2 separate regions of the Homo sapiens genome follow, and region 1 is linked to region 2. Evidence: chromatin contacts called from ENCODE Hi-C or POLR2A ChIA-PET data. All regions are on one chromosome and are shown on one strand. The core of a region is the stretch at or near the end of the contact, and the rest is flanking DNA. Distances in the headings are between cores, read along the strand shown. Region 1 overlaps PALM2AKAP2 (PALM2 and AKAP2 fusion). Region 2 overlaps PALM2AKAP2 (PALM2 and AKAP2 fusion).

Region 1 (6,360 bases), core at 3,861-6,360, 41 kb after region 2:
AGGCTGAAGTCTCCTCTCGGGATTCCACAGACTGCCCTAGTGAATGGGAGGAAGGGAGGCTCTCCCTCAGTGGTGGTGAGCCTACTTGTCCTTAGTGTTGTCACCTTTCATTTCATTGATTAGCATGTGGGGTCTGAAGTTGCATCAGAATGCTGAGATTGCTTCTATTGATCCAAGAACTTTTTTTTTTCATGTAATGGCTTTTTTAGTTTAATTTTGCCAAAGTAGGTTTTTATACTATAAATATCATCATGGCTTATATAGGTTTGCAAAGCTTGATGGACTGAATCCACACTGGTCCCATTGTTTGGAATTATTTTCTGGTTTGCTTGTTTATGAAGAGACTAAGACCATCTATAGTGTGCTGTCTAATATGGTAATCACTAGTCACATGGAGCTATTCAAATTAAAATTAATTAAAATGAAATAAAATTAAATATTTAGCTTCTCAGCCACACTAGCCCTATTTCAAGTGCTCAATAGCCACGTATGGCTAGTGGCTACCATACTGGATAGCAGAGATACGTTTTCATCATTGCATAAAGTTCAATTGGACAGCACTGATCTGCTGCGTGTAGGGATCTGCTTTATCTGAAAACTTGATGCAGAATCACGGCTAGTTCAAAGAAACTTGCAGAACATTTCATGAAAATTAAATTTCTCTATGGTGAAAACTAGGGGTCAAGTAGCAGATGAATACTGGCTGTGAGATGAATGCATAACCAGAACCTCCCATTCCCCTTTTTCCAGCGTCTCTCCTATCTCCCAGCAGTGCTTTATCACTTTCTCCTCTCAAGTTGATAAAGAGAAAGGAAGAAAGAAACAGAGAAGTCGGTTTATGTTCATAATTAACATCCATGAACTCTGCATAATTTTTTCCCCTCTCTTTACAGGTCCTCGAGGCCACACGGGTTAATCGAAGAAAGAGCGCACTGGCTTTGCGCTGGGAAGCAGGGATCTATGCCAACCAGGAGGAAGAAGACAACGAATAAACTTCCTTCAACCCAGGAAGCGTCTTTGGTGCTTGGGAGACCAAGAAACCAAGAAATTAACAACTGAAAGCATTTTAATGGACTATTTATTAAAGTGCAAACAAACTCAGCAATCCTTATGTAGACCAGAAGCTGCAATATACAATGATGAAAATGAAACGAAAAGGAAGTCCCCCCATCAGACTCTGGACACCCAGGAATCAAAAGAGAAAGGACTTTTTTGGTGACTCAATCCCAGTGTCTGGTTTGGGGCCAATCTACAATGGATCCAAAAGGACAAAACATGTTACAAGCAAATCAACATAGTTGCTGCAGGCGGAACTGAGACCAGCCTCTCTGGGCGATGAAGGACAATGGTGGTAGGGCCACTTAGAGAGCAGTAGGGCCCAGGCTGGTGCAGCCTACATGGCACAGGATATTTCCCTGCACCAGTTTCCCACCTGTCACTTGCAGCATCAGAGGGTGTTGCATTAACTCCATTTTCTCCAGCAGCCATAAAATGAATGGCGTTTCTCTCCATATTTGCCCAGAAGAGGCAGTTATGATTCCACTTCTCCTACATTTAATTATTTTTAATTGAGAACAACTCATGATCACAATTCATAAAATCCATATTTTAAGACAATAGTTCTTCATGTCACAAACACAATCTATTCTACATGAGGAGGCTGAGAAAGGGGAAGAGAAAAACAAACCAAATGGATGATGTTAGCTTTAGGATCGTGTCTGCTTATAATATTCACTGATCTGCAGTTTATGAGAACACATTTTCACAGTTATGTTTCTTCATAGGAAAACTATATTTAGTGGGCAACAACTATTTTTATGATGGGATGGGGGAGTATATACACGTATAGAATCTGTACGCGTTGAACAACTTGGTTCAAGATGGTGGGGGCATTTTTAGAGCGGCAATAATTGAAAAAAAAGGCGAACTCTGCCTTGGAGAGGTAGATGATAAGAAATAAAAAGGTGTTTATAACTATTTTGTATTATAAAGTGGGCCTTAGAGATAGGAAGAAGAATGATGGATTCCTTTTGGATCAATCAGAAAGGAAACACGAAAGAAAAGTCAGGAAGGTAGAGAGAGAAAAAGGGAGGGAAGGAGAAAGAATGGGAATAAAATAAGGAGGTAAGAGATACTATTTTTGCTGAGCAACCAGTGTGTTTCAGGATGATACAAAGAAAAATATAGAATAGAAATAAGTGCAGGCTTGGAATCAGCTACAAATCCTAAAGATGGGGTGTGTGTGGATGTGTGTGTGTGTGTGTGTACACCATTGTGTGTTTGTAAAATGTGTATGTTCATGAGTAAGGGTGTGTGTGTGTGTGTATTAAAATTCCAGAGTGACCGTGGCACTTGGGTGTACAGGTAATTCCTCCAGAGCTGTTTGCTGGCTTCAGGAGTGGAGTGAGAATTTCTTTTTTATGAAAAGGGATATAAAGGCACCGAGCTGATGCAGTATTTGTAATATTAAGTTGACCTAACAAGGTATTTGCATGAGTCACAATTACAAAGTTTTGAGCGGTTTTGTAATTTGACATTTAGGAGAGTCTCCTATTTATTCTCATACTTTACATTCATGCTTAGTATACTATAGAGGATGCCAGCTTTAATCTTTCTGTCATTTAAAGCAATATGATAAGGGTATTCAATAATTGGGTGCCCTAAATTTCTGGATGAGAAAATTTTCAATTCTGGCCATGAGAAAGAAAAAAAAATAAACAGCCTTCTTTTTTTTTCCTTTGTTTTAAAACTGTGGTTTTTTAAAAAAGCAATAATTAACTCAGACCTCACTAAAAATCATTTTTGTTTTTATATTGTTATGTCATAAGCTCTATTATGTTATTCTAACAAGTAGCAATTTCACAAAATTTGTATGTAGATGTTAACGCACATTTCCTTTGCTTCTTTTATTAGACTAGTGTTGACTTTGGGGGGGGACATTTATTCACAAATGAGAAGTAGGCACAAAGTAAAAAATGGAACCATCTACTAACAAGGATCCTTTAAAACTGCCAAGGGAGCTCTAACTTGAAGCCACATCCTACAGATGGCAGCCCAAATAGCACATGGGCAATTGGCACCATCTTTATATGGTTGAGTCTCCTGAATATTTTGAATGAATTCTCAACAAAATGTGCTAGCCACTGGGGACGCAAAACAAGTAAGATCCCTGTTGCAAGAAATTCATTTTATAGTGAGGGAGGTTGGCATGGAGACTAAAATTCTCAGGAAAATGAGATCCGTGTTAGATTAGAAGTCCTGATGTGAAATGGGAGGACTCAGGAAGGAGGATCGTCTTTACCTGAGGATTTCTAGCCAGAGGTCCCAGATGCCTGGGCTGAGAACCCAGCGATAAGGGGGCGTTCCCAAAGCAGACACAGGGATAAGAACAGAGGAGGCAGCAGCATTGCACAGCCCCAGGCACAGTGGCAGTTAGGATGGCTGGAGAGTAGGATAGTTCTATGGGTTGCCCAAAAAATGTGATGCGCTTCATGTTTTCTCTGACTCATGGATCTGGTAGAGACCATAGACATGATATAGACTAACTTCCCCATTTTTCACAAGAGGAAACCATCCTTATGACTTACCTTAAAGTTTTTTGTTCTGTTTTGAAGGAAACCATGTGCTTCATGAAACCTACAGTTGACAAGAGAATGTACAGCTAAGAGAAAAGCTTAAGAGGCCACACTATTCGCGGAATGGCTTTAGAGGCAGATGAAGTGGTCTTTGACCACAGTTGATTGAACCAGAGCACTTATTGCTTAAAGAATAACAGAGTTCTAGAGCTGGGGGTTCTTGGGCCATGCTCCGTGTGTGGATAAGGAAAGAAATACTGTTTCTGGGACTCTCCCACAGTCACAAAGCTGTTTTCACTGTGGCCCCTACATCTCTTAACTTTTGCTATTACTCCTATGCTGCCTTCCGGATTACTGCTGTCTATCTTCTTGCTCCACTCACTGAAGATCCTATTATAATCCCATGAAAATGTAAATTACAGTTTACTTGGGAGAGCCAGATTTTCTCTGTGCTCTTGAGTTTTTTATTCATTCAAGAAACCTTGGGCCACCGCTTTGTACATAGCACCGTGCTAGGCTCTGGGATCCCAAATGGACCCTTTTAACTTTCTGAAGATGGGACCGTCCCCTGGAGGAAAGTCATTCCTGCCTAATCCATCGAGAGAAAGAGGCTTACGAAAAACTTTGCCTCTGATGCTCAGCCCCACCCCCAAATAGCACACAAGCTTGTTAACCCCACCTCTTACAAAATGTTTAGATTCTGTAGGTGTTAAAAGCCTTTCTGGAAGTATTGCATTCTGCCGTGTTTATAGGTGTTCACTTTCCTCCAGAGCTGATTAACTACTGACATGACTTGGCTTTCTCATCCAGAAATTATGGAAACAGGGTCTGTCAGTGGCAGGAGGCCGTGCTGTGTTTTACTTGGATGACACAATGCAGTTTACTTGCCTCTTCATACCCATGCATGCTGCTCACCCTAGACAATGACATATAAGCCGTATATAGATCAATGTCCACATATATATACACACACACATATATATATATAAAGTGTAACAAGGAACACTAAAACAGTGTTGATTCTTGTCTCTGAAGACAAATAATTAAACCTTTTTTTTCCCAACTAAAGAATGGATTTAATTAAACTATGTATTGAAAAAAAAGTAGCCTAAGTGTTAGAGATGGTGAATATATTCCATTTTAGTTAAAGAACAAATTTCCTGAATTTTAAGCATTCAGTGAGCTGCCAATTTTGATTTTGTGTTGCTCTTTACCCAAATTATTTTTTCTTTGTTTTTCTTTTTTTGGGGGAGGAGGGGAAAAAAGCAGCAATACTGTGTTTGGAAATTATACTCTGTATCTGGTTTTCCTGTGTATGTTAACCACTTAAATGTTATTATCCTGCTTTGGTTTTAGAGTGATTGTGAGGCATTCAATGCAAGTATACAGTTATTTTCTCATTAAAATCCAATGTGTGTTGAGTTTTTATAAATAATGGCTGCTTGTTTGACCGTGAGGGAGGTTGGAAGACTGGGCCAAACAGTGGCACGCCAGCGTCCTACTTGGCCGCTACTGTGTGACAGCTTCTGGTTCCTCATGTTTGCAACAAAGGAATCAATCCGAGCTGAGGGGGCACTGCTGCACCAGGCTGTTCCCACAGCCCCCTTTTCAATGCTGTCCCCAGCCACCCTGGCTAGATGCCAGAAGCTGCAAGTGCCTCTTAAGGACATAGACTCGAAGCCACAGCAAGAGCTGGACAAACAGCAGGACGAACGGTAAACTCCAGCCTTGCCTGTAGCTTTTGGCTCTAACCTTTAGAATACATTATGAGCACCGGCCGGGCGCGGTCGCTCACGCCTGTAATCCCAGCACTTTGGGAGGCCGAGACGGGCGGATCACGAGGTCAGGAGATCGAGACCATCTTGGCTAACACGGTGAAACCCCGTCTCTACTAAAAATACAAAAAATTAGCCGGGTGCGGTGGCGGGCTCCTGTAGTCCCAGCTGCTCGAGAGGCTGAGGCAGGAGAATGGCGTGAACCCGGGAGGCGGAGCTTGCAGTGAGCCGAGATCGCACCACTGCACTCCAGCCTGGGGGACAGAGCCAGACTCCGTCTCAAAAAAAAAAAAAAAAAAAAAAAAAACCACATTCTAAGCACCTGTATTTGGCTCTCCTCTGCAAGGAATAGCTGATGGCTACATGTTGACATGAAGGACTCCTTTTGTTGTATTCAACATAAAGCCCCTTTCCCCAAACTCTTACTCTGGTTTCTTTATTTTCCTACTCTTCGACTACCCCCAACTCTTTTTCTTTTTCTTTTTCTTTTCTTTCTTTTTTTCTTTTTTCTTTTTTTTTCTTTTTTTTTTTTTTTTGCTAGAGCTTTATTGTGGTATAATTTACTTAACAAAATTTATTCATTTCAAGAGCATGCGAAGACCACAAGTTTCTCAGGAAGCGTCCTCCCTTCTACTTCCTCCCTCCCGCTTCAGTCTCCGGCTGCTCCATCCCATCACCGAGCCCTGGGCCCCTGACCCCTGACCATCAGTTTTCCTAGTCTTTCCCTCGGCCCCTCCTCTTCCTGGTACTTCCTTTCCAGCTGCCTTTTTCTCTCTCTCCGCATTTGTAACTCTTCCAGCCTTTTTCTCCCCAGGATTTCCAACCATATCTTCCTGTTCTGAGCATCTGGGGGTGTTCTGTGGCACCTGTCAGGGGTGATATCTTTCAACCTCTAAGTGGTGAGAGTTCTGAATTTGGAAGTGGGGGCACCCCTTTAAAAATTTGATCAAAGTCTAGTAACAGTGGATAACACTTGTGAATGTCACTGAGAATGTGACAGGCACTCCAGG
Region 2 (5,709 bases), core at 410-2,909:
GGACTTTTATAGGTAGAGCCAAGAAATGACCCCAGACTCTGGTCTTTGGACGCTAAACTCTGAATTACCACATTTCCTGCATTCTTTAGGTGGAGACATAGGCACCTGTGTTGTAAATTAAGCCACGCTAATTTGCTTTGCAAAACTATTAAACACTTTTTGGTAAATAAAGGCGACTTTAGTTGCAGCCTGGCTACCAGGTTATGTTAAACACAGGTCTCTGGGACCAAATTCTGGCACTCATACAGACTTGAGTTGAATAAACATTTATAAAAAATGCTATGAGGAAATCTCAGCTCCCTAAATTTCTAGATGCTCCAACCCCACCTTGCCTGAAGACAGATGTGGCAACTTTATGAAGACAGGATTCTGTTACCATTTTAGTGGGTGGTAAGCAACCGAAGTCCCCTGAGCCAAAGGCTAGAAACAAGATCGTTTAGTTTTCAAACCTCAAACACCATCCCTAAGGGTGTATAAACCAAAGGGTTCGCTCTATTGGCATATCCCCTTTATGAAAGGGTGAGGAAGATCTCTAATCCACAAATTTGAACACCACCAATTTCACGGATTTCTAACATTCATTATGCTAATTGACAGGCCACTAATTTCACTAATGAAAACCTATTTCTCACCTTAATTATGCCAATTAGCAAAGCTTCAGGGGTTCTTGGGAGTTAAAGGGAGCTAAGTACTGGAGGAAGCCACCTGTGGGGCGTGGGATCTCTCATTGGATCCTAGATGACCATCCCTTGAGTTTATATTCCCATTTAGGATGGTTGTCAGACCCTGGAATGTAATTTAAACTAATTCCAGAAGCACACAGCTGTATTAAATTGCCCCGATCAAGTATGTGAAAGTAAATGGTAGGCATCCTAACCAGCTGTTAACTATTCTAGAATTTAGTGGGAAGGGCAGGTTTCTGTGTCGTGGTATTAGGGCTCTACCTGGAGGGTGAACTGGGCCGATCTAAAAAGCTCCCACAGCCCCTTTGCACCTTAGTTTTTCTCTGACCTTAGAAAACCCAGTTTGATGATTCTTTCATATCCTCCTGTTTTTGCATTGGGGCATAGTTCATTTCAAAAAGGACTTTCCTGGTGATTGAATGAATGTGCATCTTATCTGAATCTGGAATCACGTTCGCCTAATTTGAAGCATGGAGAAAATTCTGGACCTTCTTATCTTCAAAGAGAGCAATAAGCATTTGTTGGTTTAAACAAGACATCATCTGATGATACCAAGCCCAGATTCCTGCCTAATCCGGATAGGTTAGATTTCCAGCCCATTTCCATTTACCTGGTGTAGTTGCCAGTGGCTTTGATTCTATCAGGCCATCATGCATGAAGGCAAATTCTTACTGCTGACAGTGGAACTCAGGAATTCGCTCTTTTGTTATCATTGTTGTCTAACTTTACAAAACCTCAGGACCTCTGGTGCATGATTGTGAATCAGTAATTCAGAGTTGTTTATCTCTTTAAATACTTCCATGCCAATTAGAGGTTAAACCTGCTGCTTCCTGAGTAGATGGAATTGAGTGTCATGAAGAATTTTCTGAATTTATGGGGAAAGGGGGACTGGATGCCATATAGCTCACAAGAAGGAGGGCCTCTTTCCTGTTTACACCCTCCAGTGTCTAGAGGTTTAAAAAAATGTATCGGAAAGGAATCATCCCAAATTACACTGGAACCCCCAAACTTTGACTTTTAACAAGTAACTAGCGTGTGTGTGTGTGTGTGTGTGTGTGTGTGTGTGTGTGTGATGGAGTTTCACTCTTATTGACCAGGCTGGAGTGCCGTGGCATGATCTCGGCTCACTGCAACTTCCTCCTCCCAGGTTCAAGCAATTCTCCTGCCTCGGCCTCTCAAGCAGCTGGGATTACAGAGGCACCTGCCACCACGCCTGGCTAATTTTTTGTATTTTCAGTAGAGATGGGGTTTCACCATGTTGGCCAGGCTGGTGTCGAACTCCTGACCTCACCTCAGGTGATCTGCCTGCCTTAGCCTCCCAAAGTGCTGGGATTACAGGGGTGAGCCACCGTGCGGGCTTCTTTTTTTTTTTTCTTTTTGATACCAAGCCTCACTTCCTCACCCAGGCTGGAATGCTCCAACTTCTGCTCTCCGGGTTCAAGAGATTCTCTTGCCAAATAGCTAGGATTACAGGTGTACACCACCATGCCTGGCCAACTTTTGTATTTTTAGTGGAGACAGGGTTTCACCATGTTGGTCAGGCTGGTCTCAAACTCCTGACCTCAAGTGATCCACCCACATTGGCCTCCCAAAATGTTGGGATTACAGGCGTGAGCCACCACACCCAGCCTTTTTTGAGACAGTCTCACTTCCTCACCCAGACTGGAATGCAGTGGCACTATCTTGGCTCACAGCAACCTCCGCTCTCCAGGTTGAAGCGATTCTCATGCCAAGTAGCTGGGATTACAGGTGTACACCAACCACCATGCCTGGCTAACTTTTGTATGTTTAGTGGAGAGGAGGTTTCACCATGTTGATCAGGCTGTTCTCAAACTCCTGACCTCAAGTGATCCACCCACCTTGGCCTCTCAAAGTGCTGGGATTACAGGCATGAGCTATTATTGCACCCTGCCAACTAACTAGCATATTTTAAAATCTCAGTTTGACCGATCACAGAAGACATAACTACTTGTAAAATAATTTCTGATTCAAAGATAATGGCAGTTTTGTATTTTTTTTCAAACAATTGCAAAAGTATATTGTCAAATTGTTGTCTTAGATTTTAAATATTTGGTACCAAAACAACTATTTCTAGTTCAAAAAGGGTGCCTTGGAAAGAGCTGATACAATTTTTGAATCCTAAAAAGAAAACGTGGAAAGTCATCTGCTCATTCATCATCGAGCACTTGAAGTGTGAAACATTCAACAGAAAGGGATAATGCTGATGTGAGGAGCGGAAAAGTGTTCTTGGGAAATGGCTTTGGAGATAAGCCCCATCACTCCTTCCTCTGTGATTAGCAACAAGAGACAAAGAGAAGCAATTTCTTCACTTGCCTGATTCAGACTAAGAAAACTCTAATATAGACTTAGGGCTTTCTTGGAAGTACAGAGAACTCATTTTTTTTTTAAAGGGTGTTGTCTTCTGGAGCTTATTGTTGCTGCTAATTTCATTATGACCCTGCAGAATAACCTCCCCTCATGTTTAATGAACGGATTAATTAATTAAACTATAGAACTAATTATTTGCCTTTTAGTTTCCTTTACTATTACGTTGCCCTTCTTCCTCTCCTCAGGTATTCTAAAGCATCTTGTGTTTCAGGAGAGCAGTGTTTTCTAACCATATTTCAGTCCTACCAGCTTCCTACTGATTTCCCACTACCCTCCGCCCACCCCGGCCCCCAAGCCAAAAAGGATAGAAGGAGAGCTCTGTTGTTCCCATGCAGAATATTAGCAGTGAGTCATTGGCCAAAAGAAGCCAGGGGTGAGGGTGCCATAGGTAATCTGACTCATCTTAGCAGTACCGTGAATCTCTCTTTGTTTGTCTTCTTATTTCAATAATAATTTTCCATGGAGTGGGCTAATTTTGGCCTAGGTTTACTTGAAATTGAATGGCAGCCAGTAAGTTTCAGCATTCAAATTTTGTGTAATGCTTAATGATATATGAGTAGAAGTTACTGACAATGTCTCATCCAACAAAAAGTTTAGTTAATAGTTTTAAAAGGGCTGGCCATGCAGGGTGGCTCATGCCTGTAATCCCAGCACTCTGGGAGGCCAAGGCTGGACTGCTTGAGTCCAGGAGTTTGAGACCAGCCTGGGCAACATAGCGAGACTCTATCTCTACAAAAAATTTTAAAAATTAGCCAGGCATGGTAATGCCCACCTGTAGTCCTAAGGGAGACTGAGGCAGGAGGATCCCATGAGCTCAGGAGTTCAAGGTTGCAGTGAGCTATGATCACATCACTGTGCTCCAGCCTGGGCAACAGAGCAAGAGCCTGTCTCTTAAAAAAAAAAAGGAAGGTGGTGGCAAAAACTACTATTTAATGATGGTCAAAAATAAAAAATAAAGATATTAGCAATTATAAATATTAATTGTGTTAAGTATCACTCCTTAACAAAGACCAGACCTAGACTGGAAGAAAATCAGAGAATGGAAGATGTTGACAAAAGAGGAACACTCATTATTTGTGCCTGTTAATGGAGAAGACATATACATTACTTGAATAATTTAAGTCTGAAAGGAAATGTGGAAAGTGAAGAGTGAAGGAAACCCCCCAGTTCATGGATAACTCAGAGAGTTTTTCAACATTCTGACAGCAGTGTAGAGCACTTACGATGAACTCCAGTGTTTTCTTAGGTCTCAAGAACAAATCCATAATTATCCACTTTTTTGGGAAGGATTTTGAAATTAATTTCCTGAGAATCGTCCTAAGGTGGTGTTTTAATATTCTAAGCATTTAAAATTGTTGAAACCTTAGATAAATGAAAATTACACTCTCTTGCAATTTTGCATTGTCCTATGTCAATAATACCAGGCACATTATAAACTTGAGACAGGGAAACAAAGCCAACCTAGGTGTTGTAAGGTCCTTGATGGTAACTCAAATTAAGTTTATACTTTACTGGAATTCTTTGAGATAAGCCAGAGTCCTTTGATATGAAAAAGAAAATCATCTTATAATTTGAAAATTAATGTTTCTAATGCCAAATAACAAAATTACATAGGCTAGATAACTGGTAGAAAAATAAGATGGATGGGTTGGGTGTGGTGGCTCATGTCTGTAATCCCAGCACTTCGGGAGGCTGAGGCGGGCAGATTACTTGAGTACAGGAGTTCAAGACCAGCCTGGGAGACATGGAGGAACTCTGTCTCTACAAAAAAAAAAAAATATATAAATATATATATATATATAAATCAGCCAGGGGTGATGGCACACACCGGTAGTCCCAGGAGGTAGAGGTTGCAATGAGCCGAGATGGCACACTGCACTCCAGCCTGGGCCACAGAGCAAAATCCCATCTCAAAAAAAAAAAAAAAAAAAAAAAAAGCCCTCAAGACAAAAAACCTCCTTCCTTAAAAAAAAAAAAAAAAGAAAAATATGATGGGTTTTAAAACATTAAGAAGATAGGGTTTTCTTATTGAATCACAAACTGAAGATATCACATATAAAGCAGTTAAAAAACTGGAGGAGAGGTACCATTGGCCATTAGTTTTTCAAAGCAGTGCTGACTTCTTAACTAAAGAGTATTATTTTGATGCAATCCCAGAAAACAGAGCTGTGCAGTCAGTGGCTTTGGTGATGGTGTTCATAAGGCACATGGTCAATTACAGCCATGGCAGTGAGGCACTGTAGCCTGTGTGCTGCCATTAAAGGGATCTACTGTTTTCCAGTATTTTATTCTGCAAAGATTTTCCAAAAAGTTTCTTGTCTCCAGAATAACTGCATTACATCTGGCAGAGAGTCATATGTTTTAAAGATCTGTTCATACAAAAGGACCTTCTTTTTGCAATCCTATTAATAGTCGTATTGCACAGCCTGCAATCATTTGCCGCAAAATACTTGGGAAGACTCTGGTACAATAATGATGTAATCTCTTCCACCTTAGTAGATAAAATTTAAAAATGGCACTAGCATGTAAACAAAATGGAATCCATAAATTAGAGAGGATTGGGCACCTGTTACTACAAGAAAATGAACATTTAAGGGATTATTAGAAAATATCTATTCAAAAGAATTTGTCACTGTGG

Evidence for each region. Hi-C counts contacts between places; a loop is a spot of excess contacts on that map. ChIA-PET counts read pairs that join two places held with the same protein, here RNA polymerase II (POLR2A). Pooled maps may share reads with other maps.
Region 1: POLR2A ChIA-PET joins it to region 2 with 12 read pairs in H1. The contact joins two enhancer-like sites. A Hi-C loop is called at or near these places in 1 of 50 pooled maps. POLR2A ChIA-PET finds 5 or more read pairs at or near these places in 6 of 52 experiments (AG04450, H1, MCF 10A and 3 more).

What each region holds. Positions count from the first base shown.
Region 1 is chr9:110,167,506-110,173,865 of GRCh38, forward strand. It overlaps PALM2AKAP2 (PALM2 and AKAP2 fusion), which reads left to right. Exons shown (of 11, transcript NM_007203.5): 11 at 894-5,007. The coding sequence ends at 992. Among named protein-coding and RNA genes, the nearest start is that of C9orf152, 37 kb to the right of the region's middle. Within about 2 kb of position 5,111, at least 3 of the 41 ENCODE cell types and tissues checked have a DNase peak (open chromatin) inside an H3K27ac peak, as active enhancers do.
Region 2 is chr9:110,130,317-110,136,025 of GRCh38, forward strand. All of the region lies in intron 7 of PALM2AKAP2 (PALM2 and AKAP2 fusion), which reads left to right. Among named protein-coding and RNA genes, the nearest start is that of C9orf152, 75 kb to the right of the region's middle. RefSeq lists an enhancer at 1,111-1,954. Within about 2 kb of position 1,660, at least 4 of the 41 ENCODE cell types and tissues checked have a DNase peak (open chromatin) inside an H3K27ac peak, as active enhancers do.